2 separate regions of the Homo sapiens genome follow, and region 2 is linked to region 1. A link is an interaction called in ENCODE POLR2A ChIA-PET data of the cell type or tissue named here. Cell type or tissue: MCF 10A. All regions are shown on one strand. Each heading gives the region's core, and the rest is flanking DNA. Links, peaks and the distances in the headings are about the cores only.

Region 1 (10,642 bases), core at 1,407-9,406:
CTCTTGTGTTCAACCCAGCAGGGAGGCGGGGGCGGGGGACTCCCTCCAAGCCTTAGGTCACTATGGGGCTTCCTGGCCCAATTTGCCCTCACTGTCGCAAAAAGGCTTTATGGTGTGTGTTTCAAATGAAAAGAAATTCAATTTGATTTTATTTTGAAAATGCAGCGAGGGGCTGGGCATGGTGGCTCACACCTGTAATCCAGCACTTTGGGAGGCCGAGGCAGGCGGATCACAAGGTCAAGAGATGGAGACCATCCTGGCTAACACAGTGAAACCCTGTCTCTACTAAAAATACAAATAATAACAATAATAATAATTAGCCGGGCGTGGTGGCACATGCCTGTAGTCCCAGCTACTTGGGAGGCTAAGGCAGGAGAATTGCTTGAATCGGGGAGGCAGAGGTTGCAGTGAGCCGAGATCGTGCCATTGCACTCCAGCCTGGGCGACAAGAGCGAGACTCTGTCTCAAAAAAAAAAAAAAAAGAAAAAAAAGAAAAAAAGAAAAGAAAAGAAAAAAGAAAATGCAGAGGGGATGTCAGGACTCCCTTTGAAGTGGATAATTGGTACTACTCAGTGGGGTTCATGGAAACCAAGGTGGTTCATCTCTGGGGACTAGCAAGAAAACCAATGTTTATTGGAAAAGTGGCTTTGGCCACATGTTTCTTCTAGCTATTAGTAATTTGTTCCTCAAATCAAGCTAGTAAGTTAAGGATCTGCTTTCAACTTCTTCCCGCTGAACTGCCTGGCAGGCACCCCCTTTTTCTCTGGCAAGTGATGATTTGGATGTGCACACTCACTAGAACCAGCTTCCACGGGTTTTGCTCTGAACCACACCATCACACTCCTCCTGCCAACGCCAACCATAAACGAAATTGGTCAATGGTTTCAAGCCTTCTTCATCACGCGGCTCTTCTGAGGCTGGTTCCACTTTCAGCTGCATGGCCAGGCCCTCACCCGCCTCTCAGAGGTCACGGAGTGTTCCTTCTGATGTTTGTCTCTTTGAGGAAGCAACTTTCAAAGGCCGGGATGCATCTCTAATGACTGTAATTGCATTTCCCATCTTCTCATTAGCACAAACTGCTGTGCACATGGAAGAAATTCAGTCAGAAACCTCAGGTCTGGCCTCAGGCTGCGGGGTAGGCAGGTGATCTGATCAGGGCGAAGACCCAGACCAGCACGTAGGTTGCCCCACATGCCCTTGGCACAGGAAGAAAAGCCTCTGGAACAGGTGCTATGGTTGTCTTTAATTCTTTCTCGGCTTTCCATGGAATGAGGAGGAGGCCCAGATGGTACTTCCAGAGCCGAGGAGCAGAACCCGGCCCGGAGGAGCTAGGCCGGCCGTGGTTTGGTCTTGAAGAGAATGAAAGCCCACCCATGTTCACAGATCGCAGAGCCCCAGGGCGTTCAGGCCACACCTGCAGCTGGTGCCTTGGGTGAGGCTAAGGGGCTCACAAGTGCAGGCACACATGCCCAGACGCCTGCTGGGCTCCAAGAGTGCTGGCTGCTGCCCAGCTACCCAGACCCTCCATGTCCTTCCATGCCCTCAGCCCCAACTCTCTTCCTGGGGGTTGTGGAGGGCAGGGGGTGCACAGTTCACTCCAGAACCTTCCTAAGACCCAGAGCTGTAGTGGGGAGGGTTGTGAACACCAGTTTCTGAGACCTTTTCAGCCAGGCGGTGGTTCTCGCTCCACACCCTTGGGGGCCCCTGAGCAGGGAGGCCTGGGTGTGCTCACCTAACATTACCCTGTGCTTTGCAGACAGACGGTGCCCTATGGACTGTCCAACTACAGAGGAAGCTTCCGGGGCAAGAGGTCTGCGGGGCCACTTCCAGGGAATCTGCAGCTCTCACATCGGCCACACTTGCGCTGCGCTTGTGTGGGGAGATATGACAAGGCCTGCCTGCACTTTTGCACCCAAACTCTGGACGTCAGCAGGTATGACACCTCCTCCAGTTTCACTCATTTGCAGATATGCATCAACCCTCGGCAAGGCCAGGCCAGGGGCTTCTCAAAGGAGGGTGTAGGATAGTTCAGTCACATCCTGACCTACTGTCGTCCTGTGGGCCAGAGAAAGGAGGTGCTGAGCCCAGAAAAGACCCAGGTCCTCAGCATCAGGAGGGCAGGAGATGCAGCGTCCCCACCCCCTTGCTGCCTTTTGGAACAGAAGCTTCACAGTGGCCGTGGCTACATCTGGTTTCCAGACATATGTTTTTCTGGCCTGCACAGCACTTTGTGAAAATCTGAATAAGTTGCCAACACTTAAAAGATTGAAGAATTAACCCCTGCCAAATGCGTATTTTTAGCCTTCTCGAAAATAGCCCATGATAAGAGTGCAAAAGGCTTATTGGGAGGGGGGGGAACCCAGCACGTAGGACCATCTGGTCTCAGAGCCCCCCTTCTCTTTGGCCACCCTCAGCTGGAACTGAGTGGGGGCATCTCACGTTTGAGTAGGATGTGCAATATCCATTTACCTGTTACCAATTTATCTTACTTTGTAGCCCCTGGAGGCCCCCAAGTTTGAGACCCTGTGGTCTGTCCTGGCTGCCTTAGGGAAGCTTGCAAATCACGTTGAATGGAACCAACAGGCAGACTCCATGTTTGACCCAGGGGCTTTGAGCTGGTATTCACATAACAGGTATTCCTGTTAATGCTCCTTACTCCATCTTTTTCTTAACTTCGGGCCAAGATTCATGAACCCAGTGAGGCAGATTGGCCCTTTCAAAACCCTTCCTGGAGCAGGCGTAGGTGAGCTGCCCTGATGCACACAAAAGACACATAGGCAGGGGTGAGCTCCCAACACCCCAACAAGGCAGACGGTAGCGCTCAGGACCCCAGGATCTGCCGTCTGTGAAACCCAGTGTGAACTGCATGGTTTTTCCCCCCTTCTGGGCTTTTAAACATCCGATGAATAAGTGAGTGGTGAGTATATTCTGTACTTTGGTAGAAATCCACCCACCGAGTGCTCAGCCTTCAGAAACTGTGCCTGAGACGCAGTCCTTGGGGAACGCACTAATGTGCTCATTGGTGGGGAAGAGGAAGTCATAATTTGACACCGAAAAACCAGCCACAGGGAAAGGCAGGTTGATTGATTAAAACCAGCTCTCTCCCCACAGTAATTCAAGGACGGCAGAAAAAACAGACAAAGAAGAGGAAGGGAAGGTGAGAGGTGCCAACAGAGGCCTGTGTCAAAGGAGGTGAAGATGTGACGTGTCATTCCTTCGGGGGTGGGTGGAGGGTGTTTTGAGGGGATGGCATCTGGTCTGGTCCAGTGGGAACCCCAGATCTCATGGGATGCTGCACCCACAAGCAATGGTGCCTTTGGTGGACCGTTTCTGGGGGCAGAGCGGGCTGAAGCTGTGGACAGCTGCTGTCACTTGTCGGTCCCTGGCCACCCTGCTCTGTGTCCTGGGAGCCAGCCCTTGCATCCCTTGTAGCTCTGGGCAGTGATGTCCTGCCTGGATTTCACCTGGCCTGGACAAAGCTAGTCAACCACCGCTCTCAGAGGCCCTGTAGGCTGCTCTGCCCAGACCCACACTTCGCCTCTGCTTCCTTAGCAACATGTGGTCTTTCTCGTCAAAAAAATCATTTATTCTTTTCAGCAGCTGATTCTGGGCAGAGGTGAATTACAGCAGCTTGACAGCAGGGTCCCTTGGTTCTCCAGTTCATTGTATTATTTTTTTTAACCCACTTGTCTTTTTTGTATGAGAGATCCTGAGGGTTTCCTGCAGTCAAACTGGGTTTATTTGTCATTCTATCAATCAGAAGTCATTATTAATGACTCCGCAGCTCATCTGCAATGGGATGGTAATTTATGTTCATAATAATAGCCTGGAGGTGGCTTGGGTTTCTACAGAGACTGATCGAGGGAAGATGAAACCATGCTCAGTATACAGGAGCTTTCCAAATTGGTGGCAGATCGCTTCTAGTCTAGTCCAGAGAGGGATCTGTCAGCAACCATAATAAAAATGGAGCGGGAGGAGGAGGGCCGAGGCGGAAGAGACAGAGCCCGGGAGAGCATGAGTCAGACCCAGATGGTCCCACTTTGCCTCTTCATTCTTTTTCCTCTTTTTCTCTTCCTCACCCCAAACCAAAGCTCCTCTCAGCGAGGGCGGGATGTAATTAAACCCATCCATCCATTGCATCATTTATTCATTCGCTTATGCATTCGTTCAGCAAAGACTTGTTGGGCACCTGCTACGGGCTGGGCACCATTCTCGATGCTGGGGACATAGCAGGAACAAGGCATAGGATCTCTTTTATAGAGCTTAACTAGTGGGGATGCAGACAGCAAACATGTACAATTTAAAGTGAGATTGCAAAGAATAACAGAAAGACACGGCAAGGGTAGGAAGCGTGGGGTGGTTGCAGTTTGAGATGGGGTTGACGTGGCCTCATCTTTCTCACCAGGTGACCTGAAGGAAGGCTGGGAGGAGCCATAGGGATGAGTGAGGGAAAGGGATTTCAGGTAGGGGAACCGGTGAGTGCAAACGCCCTAGAGTGTGCTCAGGGAACGGCCAGAAGGGAGCCCTATATAGGAGAAGCACACCGGTCCTTTTGCTGTTGTGGTGATTATTACTGTTCTATGTCACATGTTCAAAAGATGCAATTGGTGGTGCAGATGTCCCAGCAGGGCCTGGAAAAGTGGTTCTTCCAGGTCTCTATGAGTCATGTAAAGCTCTAGTAAGAAGCTTTACTTGGGAAGAAAAAGTCTCTTATTAAGCCAATGTTCTTGCTTTCTTGCAAGATTCAAGTTAGTAATTCCCAGATTCACATTCTCAGAGTGGAAGCTGTCACCATCCTTAGCTTGTGGTAATCAAAGATGGGGCCAGGCTGCGGGAGGGCCCCTAGCAGCCTTGTCTGCTGGTGTTATTCTTTTCACACTTTTCCAGTCTGGTGGTAGGCTCGGAAATTGCTGAGAAGCACTGGGAAGAGGGTACATACAGTTCCAATCAGGGAACAGGCTGGAGAGGCAGTGGGAAGACGTTCCCTTTTTCAGCTTCACAGAACTACAGAGCTACACTTTCATAACATACCTTTCTTTTTTTTTCTTTTGCCCCCTTTCCCCAAGACAGGTTGAAGTCAAGGACCAACAAAGCAAGCAGGCTTTAGACCTCCACCATCCAAAGCTCATGCCCGGCAGTGGACTCGCCCTCGCTCCATCTACCTGCCCCCGCTGCCTCTTTCAGGAAGGAGCCCCTTAGGAGGACAGGCCTGCAGCATCCTGGTCTCGGGAGGCTTCTGTCATTGCTCACACACAGTTCAGATTTCCACCTCTTTATAGACAAGAAGTGAATTTGCCTGGGGCAGAACACCCACCCAAAGAGTCCCCACTTAACAATACCCCCCCCCCACGGCAAGAATGCCCAAATCCGAATGACCCCAGTTTTCCTAATGAGTAAAATGATCCCAGATGTGCCCCAGAGCATGACGCCTGCAGCTCCGGTTTCATGCAGGAAATTGGTTTTGGAGAGTTTTGGCAAGTTGGAAAGCCACTTACTGGCTTTTGACATGACTTCTCTTGGAGAATAAGTGGACTCCAAGCTAACTCTTTGCAAATGTAAACACATGTCCATCTTGTAATAAATGCAAAATGCCCGTGCAGCAGAAGCATGCGACTTTCATATCCTTGCCTAGAATAGGCTGCATGGTGTATGTCAGTGAGGGCCACGAGGCGTCGGCTTTAGACACAGATCATAGCTCTACAGGAGTTTATGAATTTGAAGCTTATGGGATTTTGGCAGAGAAATTTTCAGCTGTGCTTGATACCCACCAAAAGAATGTATCTCGAAAGAATGAAGGAAGAAGAAAAAAGGATCCTTGATGTTTGTGACAAGAAAATGAGAAAGTTAGTATCTGCAATACAGAGCTTGTTCCTGTTCAGTGACTGACCCTCTGTATTCTGTATAGACACCAGGCCGATACACAGTGGAGTTCCCAGGCCTTGTTTGCAGGAAGCCGACTGTAAAGACAGCCCCAGCTCAAGGCTATTAGGTTGAATATTTGCTTTCATGAGTAAATGTGGATCTTTGGGGAATGGCTTCAAAATAAGTCACGAACACAAATTCTTTGTAAATTATGTAAATTCCTGTTTATATAAATTGGCAACAACTTATACCGTCTGACAGTTCAAAATCTCTTTCAGCTGCGCTCTTCCCACCGAGCCGAGCTTACTGTGAGTGTGGAGATGTTATCCCACCATGTAAAGTCGCCTGCGCAGGGGAGGGCTGCCCATCTCCCCAACCCAGTCACAGAGAGATAGGAAACGGCATTTGAGTGGGTGTCCAGGGCCCCGTAGAGAGACATTTAAGATGGTGTATGACAGAGCATTGGCCTTGACCAAATGTTAAATCCTCTGTGTGTATTTCATAAGTTATTACAGGTATAAAAGTGATGACCTATCATGAGGAAATGAAAGTGGCTGATTTGCTGGTAGGATTTTGTACAGTTTAGAGAAGCGATTATTTATTGTGAAACTGTTCTCCACTCCAACTCCTTTATGTGGATCTGTTCAAAGTAGTCACTGTATATACGTATAGAGAGGTAGATAGGTAGGTAGATTTTAAATTGCATTCTGAATACAAACTCATACTCCTTAGAGCTTGAATTACATTTTTAAAATGCATATGTGCTGTTTGGCACCGTGGCAAGATGGTATCAGAGAGAAACCCATCAATTGCTCAAATACTCAGAAAGTACTGTCAAAAGCCTAATAAAAAACCTAAAGTTTGCTCTGATTTGTGGGTTTTTTTCCTCACTGTCTTTATGTGCGGGGTTGCGCATCAACTTTTCATGGACCTCTGGAGAGGACGGGAAGAAGTTGTGGTTTGGGAAGTGGAATCCATCTAAAGTCAGTTATGGAGCTAGATGAGGGGCTGCCTGAATATTAAGGAAGAAGTGGGGTTTGGGGACCGTTCCAAGAAGATAAAACATTCACAGCAGTCAGGAAGAGAGAAACCTGGGGAGAGAGCTGGTTCTTCCCCTAGGCCATTGTGCCTTCCTAGCAATAGGGAGGCTTCCTTGTGGCCCTGCCAAAGATGCCTGTGCAGCCCAGGATTCTAGGGAGAGGGCACTGCTGGGGGGCTCAGGATTCTATGGAGAGCACTGCTGGAGGGCTCAGGATTCCAGGGAGAGGGCACTGCTGGGGGGCTCAGGATTCTACGGAGAGCACTGCTGGAGGGCTGAGGATTCTAGGGAGAGCACTGCTGGGGGGCTCAGGATTCTAGAGAGAGGGCACTGCTGGGGGGCTCAGGATTCTAGGGAGAGCACTGCTGGGGGGCTCAGGATTCTAGGGAGAGGGCACTGATGGGTGGCTCAGGATTTTACGGGGAGAGCACTGCTGGGGCGCTCAGGATTCTAGGGGGAGAGCACTGCTGGGGGGCTCAGGAGTCTATGGAAAGCACTGCTGGGGGGCTCAGGATTCTAGGGAGAGCACTGCTGGGGGGCTGAGGATTCTAGGGAGAGGGCACTGCTGGGGGGCTCAGGATTCTAGAGAGAGGGCACTGCTGGGGGCTCAGGATTCTAGGGAGAGCACTGCTGGGGGGCTCAGGATTCTAGGGAGAGGGCACTGATGGGTGGCTCAGGATTTTAGGGGGAGAGCACTGCTGGGGCGCTCAGGATTCTAGGGGGAGAGCACTGCTGGGGGCTCAGGATTCTATGGAAAGCACTGCTGGGGGGCTCAGGATTCTAGGGAGAGGGCACTGCGAGGGAGCTCGATTCTAGGAGAGGGCACTGCTGGGGGGGCTAAGGATTCTAGAGACAGGGCACTGCTGGGGGCTCAGGATTCTAGTGAGAGGGCACTGCTGGGGGCTCAGGATTCTAGGGAAAGGGTGTGGCTGCTGAGTTCTTGATAACCAGAAGACAGCAATGATCACACCTGCAAGTCTTTAAAGCTTATAAGACGTCTTGGGGGATTGGGGATGTTCGGAAAGAGTGGGGTTTCCTTCATTTTCTTTCTTACTTCCTTTCCTACCTTCTCCACCTGCCTTTTGAATAAAGAATCAGAGACCGTGGGAGGCAGGGAATTGGACAAAGACAGGCCCAGCCAAAGAGCAAAGAGAAATCCAAGAAGAGGAGTAGGTTTGAGTTTGATGGCTACCTGATCTGAGAAAACCCAGGAGCCTCTTGTTTTAATTAAAGTCATCTTAGAGAGTTTTGACTTTGATGGACTGAGAGCGTTGGGTTTTTTCTGCAGGATGTGGGGCAGCACACAGCAGGAGCTGCAGCGTTCACTCGAGGCACTAACAGGTCCTGGAGTCCAGGAGCTGCCCAGGTGCCACGGAGGCCCCAGGCAGAGGAGGACAGCCAAGGACTTCCAGGAGTCATGGGCAGTCCGAGGCCCAGACGTGGCAGGCTTTTCTGGCATCTGGGTGGAGGAATGAAGGAGCAGTCTATGGATTTATGAGCAGGATTGGCTATGGAAACTGTAGGGCCCCTGGCTTAGAAGGAGTAAGAACTTCAGATCGTGCATTAAACCACGGGCGTCCAGCCCTTCTGAGCCCGGGATCCTGTTCACCTGTGAAGGTTGCCTCAGCTGAAGCCCAGCAAAAAAAGGCTGTGGAGTCTGGAGACCTGGATTTGACACCATGTCCTTTAGGGAAACCAGCTTTAAACTCTCCCAGCCTCAGTTTCTTTCTTTTACCTTTTCTTCTTTTTTCTATGTGTTTGTCTATCTGCGAATATCTTTATTTTGAAATTTATAAATGATAGTTTTTCTGGGGAGAGAATTTTAAGTTGACAGTAGTAGCCCCTTAGATGGAGGATGTTATTTCATTGTCTTTTGAGGTCAGTTATTGCTGGTTAGAAATTTTCTCTGAGACAAATCATAGGTTAATTTCTGGTGGCTTTAATGTTTTTCTCTTTATCCTAGACATTCTGCAGTTTCAGTATAAGGTGTCCAGGCAGAGATTTCCATTCAATTTATACCAGATAGAATTGGTTTGACTTTTCAGTTGAAGGGCCTCTTTCCTCCACTTGTTTCTGGAAGACTTAGTGTCCTCCTCCAACGTTGCCACTCCACTGTTCTCTGGCATCTCTGGAGTGCCTGTTTAAACTACTTGAAGTGCCTATTTTCTCCATTTCTCCTTTGCCTGAATATTTTGATATTTTCTTTTTTCCCCTATTTTTGAGTCTGAGTTTAGTATTGAAAACCCGGGACTGTCATTAGAGACAGTTGTGGGTTATCGAGGGGTTACATTTCTCCGGGAAGCTTGTTCCTGTCAGTCAATCCACGGTGTTTCCTAGGATCTCTCCTTGCACAAGGTGTGTGTGAGGAGCCCAGGACACACAAGAATAAGTCTCCAATTTGTTCGAAGTATATGCAATTGTTTTAAGCCCTCAACGTAATTCCATGATGTCTGTATTATTTGTGTCCTCATTTTATGGATTATGAGGAAAACCGGGGCACAGAGGGGTTACCAGCCTATGGCCACATAGCTAGAAATTGGTCCTCACCTGAACACATTGTGCCTACCTGTACTACTGTATAATTAGTTAATGGCAGCTGAGGGTGAGGAATGAAGGCTCAGAATAATTTTATGGAGAAGGTATTTTTAATTAAAACATTGAGCAAGTAAAACTCTTTGATTGAAAAATTGAAACTATTAAAACATTCTACGTAGGGACTTCTTGCCCCCTCCCTGTCCTGTCCTCCCTGCCTCACCTCCACCCCCAGAAAACCACTGTCATGACTGTCTGGAGTACCTTTTCATCTGCATTGTGTGAGTAGGAGCAAACAGGAACATGTAGTCTTGCTTCTCACTACTTTTCCACACAAGTTAGCATATAACACTTCTCACTACTTTCTCACACAAGTTGGCCTATAACACTGTCTTCCTCTGACACCACCTTTGCCACCGAGGGTGTGGGTTTTTTTCCTGACACCAAATACATGTTGTTTTCCCACACCAGTTATCCAATTCTACAACACCAACCGAGTGTCCAACAACTGAACCCAATTCTGACTTTATCTATGTGGAGTTAGCATCAGAGCCAGCAAGCTAAGGTCTCAATCCTGCAAGATTGCCCCTACTTCAGACACCAGCCACACAAGTGGGGTTTCCAGCAGATCCACATTTCTTCCCAGCCTACTACAAATTTGGGGGTTCCATAATCTAAGCTATACCCCCATGTTTGAGAACTCATCAGAACAATTCCCAGAACTCAGGGAAGTACTGTGCATACAACTTCAGCTTTCCTATAAAGGGTGTGACCCAGGAACAGCCCCATGGAAAACAGGCAAAGAATGAAGCCCTGGGAGAGGAGGTTTCCACGCTCCAGTACATCCATGGGTTGGCCATCGTCGAAGCTCCCTGAACTTACTTAAGGCTTCTTATGGCGGTTTCATTACCTAGGCCTGATTGATTAAATCATTGGCCATTGGTGACTGAACTCAAGCCAGAGGTCAGGGTATGGAACAGAAAGTCCAAGGGCAGGGGGAGAGCTTTGTCCCCAGTTACTCCTGTGTAAGTGCTGGCTCCATTGTGATTGGGCCAGCGTGGGTACTGTGTCCATCCTGAGCTAATCAATGGGCTTGAAGGTTACCATGTAAGGAGTGGCCTAGGCTCTCATACTCAGCTTTTGGACCCAAAGGAAGTTTGGATGCTTTTTCCAGAGGAAGGGAAAATGGATAATGAGCAGCAAAACCCA
Region 2 (10,642 bases), core at 1,163-9,162, 300 kb before region 1:
GAGGGACCTGCCTGTGGGAAGATCATGGAGCTGTCTTTGATCTTCGGAGAAGTCTGGTAGGCAGGGGCCCCTGGGTGGGGAGGGAGGCTCGGGAGAGCTGGTGGGGACAGAGACAAGGGGAAAAGAGGCCAAGGCACGCCAGGAGAAAGGCTGGAAGTGAGGCAAGATGGGCTAATGTCTATGGAAACAGAATGGTCTATTCTTAATTTTAAAATGGTCTGTTTTAATTTCTGAAAAATATTGCTGGGGACCTATGAATAGGTCTGTTTTAATTTAAACAGATCATTAATAAAATGGTCTGTTTTAATTTCTGAAAAATACTGCTGAGGACCTGTGAATATCCTCCTCTTGAATTTGCACATTCTTCTCTTTACCTTTGGGCAGGGAGGAGGGGTGACTGGACCGGAAGCATCTGTGAGTCATGTGACATTCAGGTTTGAGCACAAAAAAGTTCCAAACTTAGAGAAATGTTACAAGGGTATTAATCTTGTGCTAACTTTGAAAAGAACCAGCAATTGTTACCACTTTGCCCCTTTGCTGAACTGCCCTCTCTCCGTTTATCACGTTATGTGGTTGTGGAACTGTTTCCCAGTAAGCTGCCAGCATCAAAACGACCTTGAAGCACAGTGCTTCATAATATGGGATCTCCTGGAAACAAGGACTTCCACTTAGAACCACCCTGCCATGATCAAAGTCAAGAAATGGAACACTGATACAATACTATTTTCCAGTGTACACAATCCTTATTTGAATTTTGACAATGATCCTCATACCATCCTCTATAGCAGCCCTCTTCCCTGGTCCTGGATCCAGCCCAGGATCATGGGGTGCACTGTCAGTACTCAAGGGCAGCCTGGGATCTACACACTAGACAGAGGTGAGAAGCAGTCCCAGTCCAGGCACTCTTAGGACACAGTGCTTTCTTCTTCCCCACCTCTGGGTTTCTCTTCTGGTTTATAGCTCAGGCCCTTTGGCTGTGTGTTTGAGCTCCTTTGGGAGTAAGCAGAAGCGATTTCCCCCAGACACTCCATCGTTAGGAACTTTCCTGATTGTGTTCCTGACCTCACATCCTGGGCCCCACCAGGCCTGTAGAAGGAACACAAGGTTTAGGAGTCAAGCCTGGGCTTGGGGCACAGGAAGCACAGGCCCCTCATGGACCAGGCTGGGCTCCAATGCTTCAACCAAGGTCACGGGTCTGGCGAGAGGCAGGGGAGGGAAGGACCTCCAGGGCTTCTCGCTCTGAGTTCAGTAGTCTTGCCTGTCCTGAGTCCCTGTCCTGAGAGATGGTGTCCTTGAGCTGCTCCAGAGCTAGGAGTGCTCTCTTCCTAAGTAAGCCAGAGTTCCAAGAGTGCAGGATCTGGCCACATCTACCTCCTTCATTCCCTTGTCTGCAGCGCCCAAGGTGAGCCCAGCCTATGACAGGTCCCCGTCCATAGCTGTTCAAAGAATGGGGGCAACCTCAGGGTGCCCGGCAGACGTTAAAGAGAGGCCTCAAGAGGTGGTTGCTCACCGGATGGTGGTTGTCCACATCCTCGGGGCTTCAGGAGTGAGGCCTTGCCCTGTACCTGCCCACCTGCACCTCGACAGCTCAACAGGCACAAGGCAGCGTCCACTGGCTCTCCCCTTCCGAGCCAGGGCTCTCACGCCTTCTCAGGGAGTCCCTTCCCCATCTTCCTTGGAAGCTTCCACCTTCTGTCCTCCAGGCGGTGGGGAACTGCCACCCTCCTGGGCAAGGATATGGAGCTGGTGTTTGGCCTGGATGCCCTTGCCTGGTTGGAGGTAATAAAGCCTAGGGCTGGCTTTCGACGATGATAGAAACTTGGTGGCAGGGGAGGTACTGAGGACCAGGAGACAGAACAGCTGCTTTCAAGCTGCTGAGTACCCAGCCTGCTGCCACTCCTGTACACCGCATGAGGGAATGCTTTTTTTTTTTTTTCTGACAGAGTCTTGTTTTGTCGCCCAGGCTGGAGTGCAGTGGCATGATCTCGGCTCACTACAACCTCCGCCTCTCAGGTTCAAGCGATTCTCCTGCCGCAGTCTCCCGAGTAGCTGAGACTACATGTGTGTGCCACCACACCTGACTAATATTTGTATTTTTAGTAAGAGATGGGGTTTCGCCATGTTGGCCAGGCTAGTCTTGAACTCCTGACTTCTGGTGATCTGCCCACCTTGGCCTCTCAAAGTGCTGGGATTACAGGAGTGAGCCACCACACCCGGCTCTAAGGGAATACAATTGGGAGTCCGTTTTGCTCTTGGAGAATTCAGGGTCTGGTAAAGGGACCCTATGGCAAACATTAAGACCCCAGACACCATGAGCTGAGATGGGACGACAGAGCAGGGGCTGGGAAGGGTGCTGGGGCACAGCCCAGCCCTGGCATGGATAGGGCAGGGGTCCAAGAGACCTGCAGGACACTGCAGAGTAACTTGCATACAGGGCGAGAGAGGGCATGTGGGGGAGGGCGGGCAGACAGTGCCTGATGCAGGCCATCCCGGGACCTGGGACCTGCGAGGCCCAGTTGTGGAGCCTCCTGCTGTGGCGGGGCACGGGGCTTCTGGGGACCAAAGTCTGGAAAAGGGGCCGGGAAGATGGACAGGGAAAGCCCTTGGAGGTGGTCTGGTTACCTGGGTGAGCTAGGAGCCACAGTCATCATACCACGGTCACTAGGGCCAGCATGGTCACCTAGAAGCCTGCAAACAGTGCCAGCCTCCAGGCCCTGTGCCCCGAGGTGGCCTTTAATCTTGCACTCACTCTCTAGGAAATGATGGGGCAGTATTCTGTGTTGAGGGAGGAAAAACACTCCCTTCCAAAAGCATGACAGGCAGAAAGCAGAGAAGGGCCAGGACTGGCTGAGGGCGGGGAGCTGGGCCTCTGGGGTGGACACACCCTTGGTCACATTGTGAGGGTAGCTTGGTTGGCCAGTCCCACCACTGCAGTGACCACAGTTGTGTTGGGCTCACACCAGTGAACCGAAGCTCTGGATTCTGAGAGTCTGAGGATTCCGTGAAGATCTCAGACTTGGGCTCAGAGCAAGGATGCGTGAAATTGTCCATATTCAGATTGGCCAGTGTGGCAACCAGATCGGAGCCAAGGTAAGTAATGTCTGGTTACTAATCCTAGCTTTACCACAGTCCATAGAGGCGGACAACCAAAAAAATACCCTAAGTTAGCAGGGAAGACAATAAGTCTAGCAGATTTAATGTACTTGCTAAATATCAGACAATGCCTTTGGGCTTTAATTCTTAAAAAAAAATTTCACATGGGAAAAGAAGGAAACAATCTTTAACTAAAGAGCTACAACACACATTAAGTGCTTAGAGTGTTAATTTAATTAATGTTAATTTTATCCATAGATACATATGTACAATACATGCCGACCATTATATTACATAATACGTTTATCATCTTTTTCTTTGCCCACTCTGTTGCCCAGGCTGGAGTAGAGTGGCAGAATCATGGCTCACTATAGCCTCAACCTCCTGGGCTCAAGCTATTCTCCTGCCTCAGCCTCCTGAGTAGCTGGGATTACAGGCATGCACCACTATGCCTGGCTAATTTTTAAATTTTTTTTTGAGAGACAGGGATCTCACTTTGTTGCTCAGGCTGGTCTTGAACTCATGGGCTCAAGTGATCCTTCTGCCTCAGGCTTCCAAAGTGGTGAGATGACAGGTGTAGGCCACCGTGCCTGGCACTTTTATCATCTTTTATTTTTTTGAGATGGAGTGTCACTCTTGTTGCCCACGCTGGAGTGCAATGGCGCAATCTTGGCTCACTGCAACCTCCACCTCCTGGGTTCAAGTGATTCTCCTGCCTCAGCCTCCCCAGTAGCTGGGATTACAGGCATGCGCCACCACGTCTGGCTAATTTTGTATTTTTAGTAGAGATGGGGTTTCACCATGTTGGTCAGGCTGGTCTCGAACTCCTGACCTCAGGTGATGTGCCCGCCTGGGCCTCCCGAAGTGCTGGGATTATAGGCGTGAGCCACTGTACCTGGCCCACTTTTATCTTAACAATGAACTTTTCATATCTAAAAACAGTAATTTGTCTCAAAACAGCTTTTTGAAGTTTTTTGAGAAACTTTCTGTACCCTGTCACTATGGTGTCTTTCCCCTCCCCTCTCATGTTTATTGTAACGCTTAAAAAAAATCAATTACTGTTTTATTAGTATGCAATTGAAAATTTAAGAAATTTAATTGAAAATAAAAGTTTTTTGTGTACAGTAACATAATTAATTAAAATACACTGTCTGGAATATAAATGAGTTTTTCTTTCCCTTGCCCCCCTGCTTAAAAATTTCCCCCAAGTACGTAACTTAATTGGCCAACCCCAAGAACACAGATGCCCGAACCCACAATCTCCAATCTTGATTTTAAGATGACCAATTGCACCGTGCAAAATTTATCGTGTTCTCTTTGCTGCTGTGAAATTACTTTTACTAATATGAGATGCATTAAAAGTGAGGTTTTGAAACACCTACATTCATCATCCATCAATGACACTTGGGTTGTTTCTGCCTTTTGGCTACTGTGAGTAATGCTGCCAGGAAACAACTAAGGCTTTTAAATGCAGGCGTTTTAAACCGGGGGCAAGGAACATTACTGCTTGAAAAGAAGTCACCATTCCTCCATGCCTCAGGGGTAAGACATTCATAACTCACACACAGAGAAGTGGGAGGCAGGAGCCCTGCTGCTCTGAAGCTGGAAGATAATACGGAAAGGGGCCCTCAAGAGAAAGTGTTAGGTTTAGATAGGGTTTTAGCTCTCACTCTGGAATCGTATGGTCTAGCGTTGAGAGTCCTGGCTGACTCATCATTTAGAGATATAAGAACTTTAAGACACATTTAATTTGGGGTATCTTAGAACTTGAATTTATTTATTCTTCCACTCCCTGAACAGTGCTGGCAGTTTACCATGAACTGCCTTGTTATTAAGACCATGGCCAGAGCAGCACTGTCATTTAGAAGATATGGCTGGGGTTTTTAACATACCCTTGGGGATTTTAATATATGTGAATACATTTTCATTGCATTTTAATATGTGCCTTTCAGGGTGATCAAAAGGAGTCTTCCCAGTAACTGTTTCCATATTAAGAGCTTGGCACATATCTATATTAATAAGTACTGTGTATGTGACTGGAAGTGCAGTATGTTTCAAATAGTTACCAGAGGACAACTATGTGTAATTGTGAGTTGTATGTATACCTGACAATCAAAAATGCACATTACTGGCCGGGCACAGTGGCTCACGCCTGTGATCCTAGCACTTTGGGAGGCCGAGGCAGGTGCATCACCTGAGGTCAGGAGTTTGAGACCAGCCTGGCTAACATGGCAAAACCCTGTCTCTACTAAAAATGCAAAAATTAGCTGGGCATGGTGGTGGACGCCTGTAATCCCAGCTACTTGAGAGGCTGAGGCAGGAGAATTGCTTGAACCCAGGAGGTGGAAGTTGCAGTGAGCCAAGATTGTGCTACGGCACTCCAGCCTAGGTGACAAGAGTGAAACTCTGTCTCAAAATAAATAAATAAACAAACAAACAAACAAACATAAAAAAATAAAAAAAAGAAAGAAAGGCCGGGTGCTGTGGCTCATGCCTGTAATTCCAGTACTTTGGAAGGCCAAGGAGGGTGGATCACAAGGTCAAGAGATAGAGACCATCCTGGCCAACATGGTGAAACCCCGTGTCTACTAAAAATATAAAAATTAGTTGGGCGTGGTGGTGCGTGCCTGTAGTCCCAGCTACTCAGGAGGCTGAGGCAGGAGAATCGCTTGAACCCAGGAGGCGGAGGTTGCAGTGAGCCGAGATCACGCCACTGCACAGATAAGACTCCATCAAAAAAAAAAAAAAAAAAGGCGCTAATTACTTAAAATCATGCACAGAGGTCCAAGTTATGGGCTGTTTGGAAAAGTTCATGAAAAGAAATCCCCAAAGTGAAATGAGTTATTACTGTGAAATCAGATAAGAATTCAGTTTATTTTCCTTTAATGGAATCTACACTTTACTAGCTTGGAGCATTATAAGGAGAAATTAGAGCTATATTGACATTAAATTCTAAAACAACAGCTTTAATGTATATAATGGCATGAATTTAATAGGAGGAAAATCCAATTTAGTACTTTGTGTTTGACATTTTATTTAAGGAGTTCAGGTGGGGAGAAAATGCAATCTTCATATTACTTCACATTGCTTAGTAGAGGCAAAAAGCGAATGATGCCATGGTTATTTATGAAAAGGCCCTAAAAGAATGTCTTGGGGAGGGTCAGGCAACCAGAGGGAAACAGGCTTGGGAATGCTAACTTTCTCTGTGGTTAACACAGCCTTTTTCGGGGTCCGTTTACTCTGACCTTCCTCCTGCTTTCAGTTCTGGGAGATGATTGGTGAGGAACACGGGATCGACTTGGCTGGGAGCGACCGCGGGGCCTCGGCCTTGCAGCTGGAGAGAATCAGCGTGTACTACAACGAAGCCTACGGTAGGACTGGCGGGGCTCTGGGAGCAGTGGTCCCGCAACTGGGAACACAAGCAGAGGAAGGGCAGAGGCCCAGGAGATGGAAATGTCAAAGCAGTGATGTCTATGCTCAGGGAGGCGACAGGCAGGGCAGCAGGATCCTAGAGTGGTGGGTCCCCAAGCCCTGGTCAAGACGCAGGAATGGGGAAGGAGCTGCTGGATATGGCACACACCTTAACACAAGCAGGTTAAGTACTCACTTTCCTTTGTGGTTTCACAAATGAAACCAGGATCATTTCCAATATGAAGGAAGAGAATCTCTGTCACTGGCAATATCACAGAGCAGACTGATGGAGATTGTTTCTGGGTATTCTATAGATTTGTGGGATTGTTGTTGGGGTAAAAAATATGATGTTAGATACTCAAATCTCGACCTACCAAGGGCCCCTTTCTAGAATATCCATGATTTTTTTTGGACCAGTATCACAAAGTTCTATTTTGATAAAACATTAACTTTTAGAAAAACAAGTAGGCTGACTTTTTCCTATTTTTCTACACAGGTAGGAAATATGTGCCCCGAGCAGTCTTGGTGGACCTAGAACCTGGGACGATGGACAGCATTCGATCTAGCAAATTAGGAGCTCTCTTTCAACCCGACAGTTTTGTCCATGGTATGTTTTTCCAGAAGGTTCCACCAGGAGGAGGGGGGGATGCTTTACTGGTGCCCTTCTCTTTTCACCTTTCTTCCCCTGCTGGTTTCTCTTTTTGGCCACAGGTAACTCTGGGGCTGGCAACAACTGGGCCAAAGGCCACTACACGGAGGGAGCCGAGCTGATCGAGAATGTCCTAGAGGTGGTGAGGCACGAGAGTGAGAGCTGTGACTGCCTGCAGGGCTTCCAGATCGTCCACTCCCTGGGCGGGGGCACAGGCTCCGGGATGGGCACTCTGCTCATGAACAAGATTAGAGAGGAGTACCCGGACCGGATCATGAATTCCTTCAGCGTCATGCCTTCTCCCAAGGTGTCGGACACTGTGGTGGAGCCCTACAACGCGGTTCTGTCTATCCACCAGCTGATTGAGAATGCAGATGCCTGTTTCTGCATTGACAATGAGGCCCTCTATGACATCTGCTTCCGTACCCTGAAGCTGACGACACCCACCTATGGGGATCTCAACCACCTAGTGTCCTTGACCATGAGCGGCATAACCACCTCCCTCCGGTTCCCGGGTCAGCTCAACGCAGACCTGCGCAAGCTGGCGGTGAACATGGTCCCCTTCCCCCGCCTGCACTTCTTTATGCCCGGCTTTGCCCCACTCACGGCCCAGGGCAGCCAGCAGTACCGAGCCCTCTCCGTGGCCGAGCTCACCCAGCAGATGTTCGATGCCCGCAATACCATGGCTGCCTGTGACCTCCGCCGTGGCCGCTACCTCACAGTGGCCTGCATTTTCCGGGGCAAGATGTCCACCAAGGAAGTGGACCAGCAACTGCTCTCCGTGCAGACCAGGAACAGCAGCTGCTTTGTGGAGTGGATTCCCAACAACGTCAAGGTGGCTGTCTGCGACATCCCGCCCCGGGGGCTGAGCATGGCCGCCACCTTCATTGGCAACAACACGGCCATCCAAGAGATCTTTAATAGGGTCTCTGAGCATTTCTCAGCCATGTTCAAAAGGAAAGCTTTTGTGCACTGGTACACCAGCGAAGGGATGGACATAAACGAATTTGGGGAAGCTGAAAATAACATCCATGATTTGGTATCCGAGTACCAACAATTTCAAGATGCCAAAGCAGTTCTAGAGGAAGATGAAGAGGTCACGGAGGAGGCAGAAATGGAGCCAGAAGATAAGGGACATTAACTGTGAGAGAAGCTGTGCCGCGGAGTCGCTTACAGAACAGTTTCTCATTAGATGAGTGTTTCTCCTGCAGCACTCCAAAACCCACTCTGCACTGCAGCACAGTGAATGATATGCACTCACCATTAGCTTCGACACAGGGACTGAGGGAGACAGGTGGGGAGCAGCTGACAGGCATTAGGGTCTTTGCTGACATCTACTAACCTTGAAGAGTTTGATGTTCAGTGCATACTTATTAACTTAAAAAAATAGCAAATTTATTGTAAAGTGCTCCCTTTGTTTCAAAGTGTTTGCCAGGCATCCAGACTACACGTGTGGATTTGCAGGGAGCCACTGGAGTTGGTGTTACATTTTTATACTTTAGCAGCACTGATAGGCACCCTGGAATCCTCACTTGGTATCCGAGGGCTACTAAGACTCTTTCCTTAGGTTCTTTCCTCTGAGCAAACACTGACTGGCATCCTGCTTTCCAGTGCCTGCCAGCCTCCAGAAGAGCCAGGTGCCTGACTAGTACATGGGGAGCTACAGAGCCAAGGTCAATGTGAGTCAACATCCACTAGAAATATCCATGTTGTGTAGACCTGTGCATACAACATGCTAACTGGAAAAGAGGAAAAAAGAAAAGCCACAGTCCTCTCCACAAAAATACCTGGTCCAAACAAGAAAAACAAAAAGACAAGCAAAACTAAAGAACTGCAGTCTTCTGATCTTTATTTCTGAAGAGCTAGCCTTTAACATATATGTTTATATAGTTTAAATTTCTTACTACTGTTAGATCCCAGGAATTCATTAATAATCATCCTTGGCTTTCCTTTTAAAGGCTATTTTGAAATGGTCTTTTCACTTTCATTCAGTCATCACCCCCCAAAATGCTCTGCAGCCTCTCTGCTCTTTGAGAAAGGGCACACCATGCGCTCGGCAACCATTCAAATGCAGGAATTAAGCAGCAATGGCTGCAGTGTCCTTCTCAGTTATGGAGGACATCGTCTCATTAGGGAACTTTTACAGTTCAAATTAATTTGCAGAAGTTGCCATAAATGTTTGCATAATGACATAGCTTTAAGCACTACATGATTTTAATCTGCTCACATTATAACAGGACCAAATACACAAGAGCGTAATCAAATCATCTGTAACTTCTTAATTACAGTTTACCTATTTCTGACATGCAGCACTGCCATCTCTTCCAGCACCATCAGGGTTTTAATGGCCCTCTAGAATTACCACTGAGATACACTATTTGATCCATGGATAACCGGTAATGGGAAAATGCTCCGACCCTCAATGCAGTAAATATTTACTTGCAGGCAACTGGGTTCTCATCTCTTGATTTGCTTTTGTAATCAGCAATAATAAAATAGCAGGTAGATGGATGACAGTTGCTCATTCTGAGAAACTTCACTCTTTTCACTTATGCATCACGAGGAAATAACTAAAATACATACCAAGAGAAAAATACCTTGCCATCGGATCATCAACAAGTCTTCTATTTACAAACTTCAAAAAACACAAAACAACATTCATGTTTTAAATGCTTTCTACTTGTGGTTCAAGAAGCACTAGATTTAGTAAGAAACTCTACCTATATACTTAGTTTGAAGTTAGTAACTTCCTGAGATGCTAAAGACTTACAGCCTGCGATTATACAAGGATTTACACATGCTTCCTCTGGTGCTTTACTTCCCAAACCTAAAAAAGCAATGAAATAGATGTAAGGAAGGAGGGATTTAAACCTTTTAAAAAACTTTTGCTGACTTATATTACTGTAAAGATTTGTTTGCTCAATAGTAATCATTAAACTACAAAGTAATTCAATTTTAAATGGCAAAATTGCTTTATTTCAGACTAAATAAATTCCTTTTCTTGAAGCCTAACCATCCAGACTGAGTAGTTAAAAATATTTAGAAATGCATCTCACCATCCTACTCTTTCGTATGGTAGAAATAGATGTAAAAACACAAAACAAACTAGAAACTTAAGAAATCTGTCCCTTTTGATTTTGAAGAGCTTATCCTTTAGCAGTACGGTTGCTCCAGCGACCTTGGTCTCTCAGAGCAGCAGCATCACCGAAATTTAGAGCTTATCCGATTCCTTCACTTTGCTCACAAGAACGATGTGAACTAAGAGATTAACTGACAGCTTCAAACATCATCCAACTAATTAGTGGGATACTCATTAAGTTGGTCTGACTGGGGTCACCTCATCACTGGGCACAGTCATCCTGCCAGCTACCCAGCACTGCTGGAGGCAGGAAGTTTATTATACTACTGGTTTAGGATTTTTTTTTAATCACGGAGAAAAGAGCCTCTAAGAATCTCTGCTGACAGTAAACTTGTCTTTTACTCAGTGAC

What was found. ChIA-PET counts read pairs that join two places held together with the same protein. Peaks named below come from ENCODE experiments on the same cell type or tissue, not always from the same donor. Only the 100,000 strongest peaks of a DNase experiment are listed, where the experiment ranks them.
Region 2: POLR2A ChIA-PET joins it to region 1 with 5 read pairs; 3 of 35 experiments call an interaction of 5 or more read pairs at or near these places.

The regions. Positions count from the first base shown.
Region 1 is chr20:59,319,261-59,329,902 of GRCh38, forward strand. It overlaps EDN3 (endothelin 3), which reads left to right. Exons shown (of 5, transcript NM_207034.3): 3 at 1,757-1,933; 4 at 3,112-3,157; 5 at 5,071-6,732. The coding sequence ends at 5,199. Among named protein-coding and RNA genes, the nearest start is that of EDN3, 24 kb to the left of the region's middle. RefSeq lists a silencer at 1-28. In MCF 10A, for the core only: no CTCF peak of the experiment used is centred there; no DNase peak of the experiment used is centred there.
Region 2 is chr20:59,016,490-59,027,131 of GRCh38, forward strand. It overlaps TUBB1 (tubulin beta 1 class VI), which reads left to right and starts at 2,940. Exons shown (of 4, transcript NM_030773.4): 1 at 2,940-3,090; 2 at 6,356-6,464; 3 at 7,001-7,111; 4 at 7,216-10,165. The coding sequence starts at 3,034. The coding sequence ends at 8,294. It overlaps ATP5F1E (ATP synthase F1 subunit epsilon), which reads right to left. Exons shown (of 3, transcript NM_006886.4): 3 at 8,986-10,642. In MCF 10A, for the core only: no CTCF peak of the experiment used is centred there; a DNase peak (open chromatin) is centred at 4,562.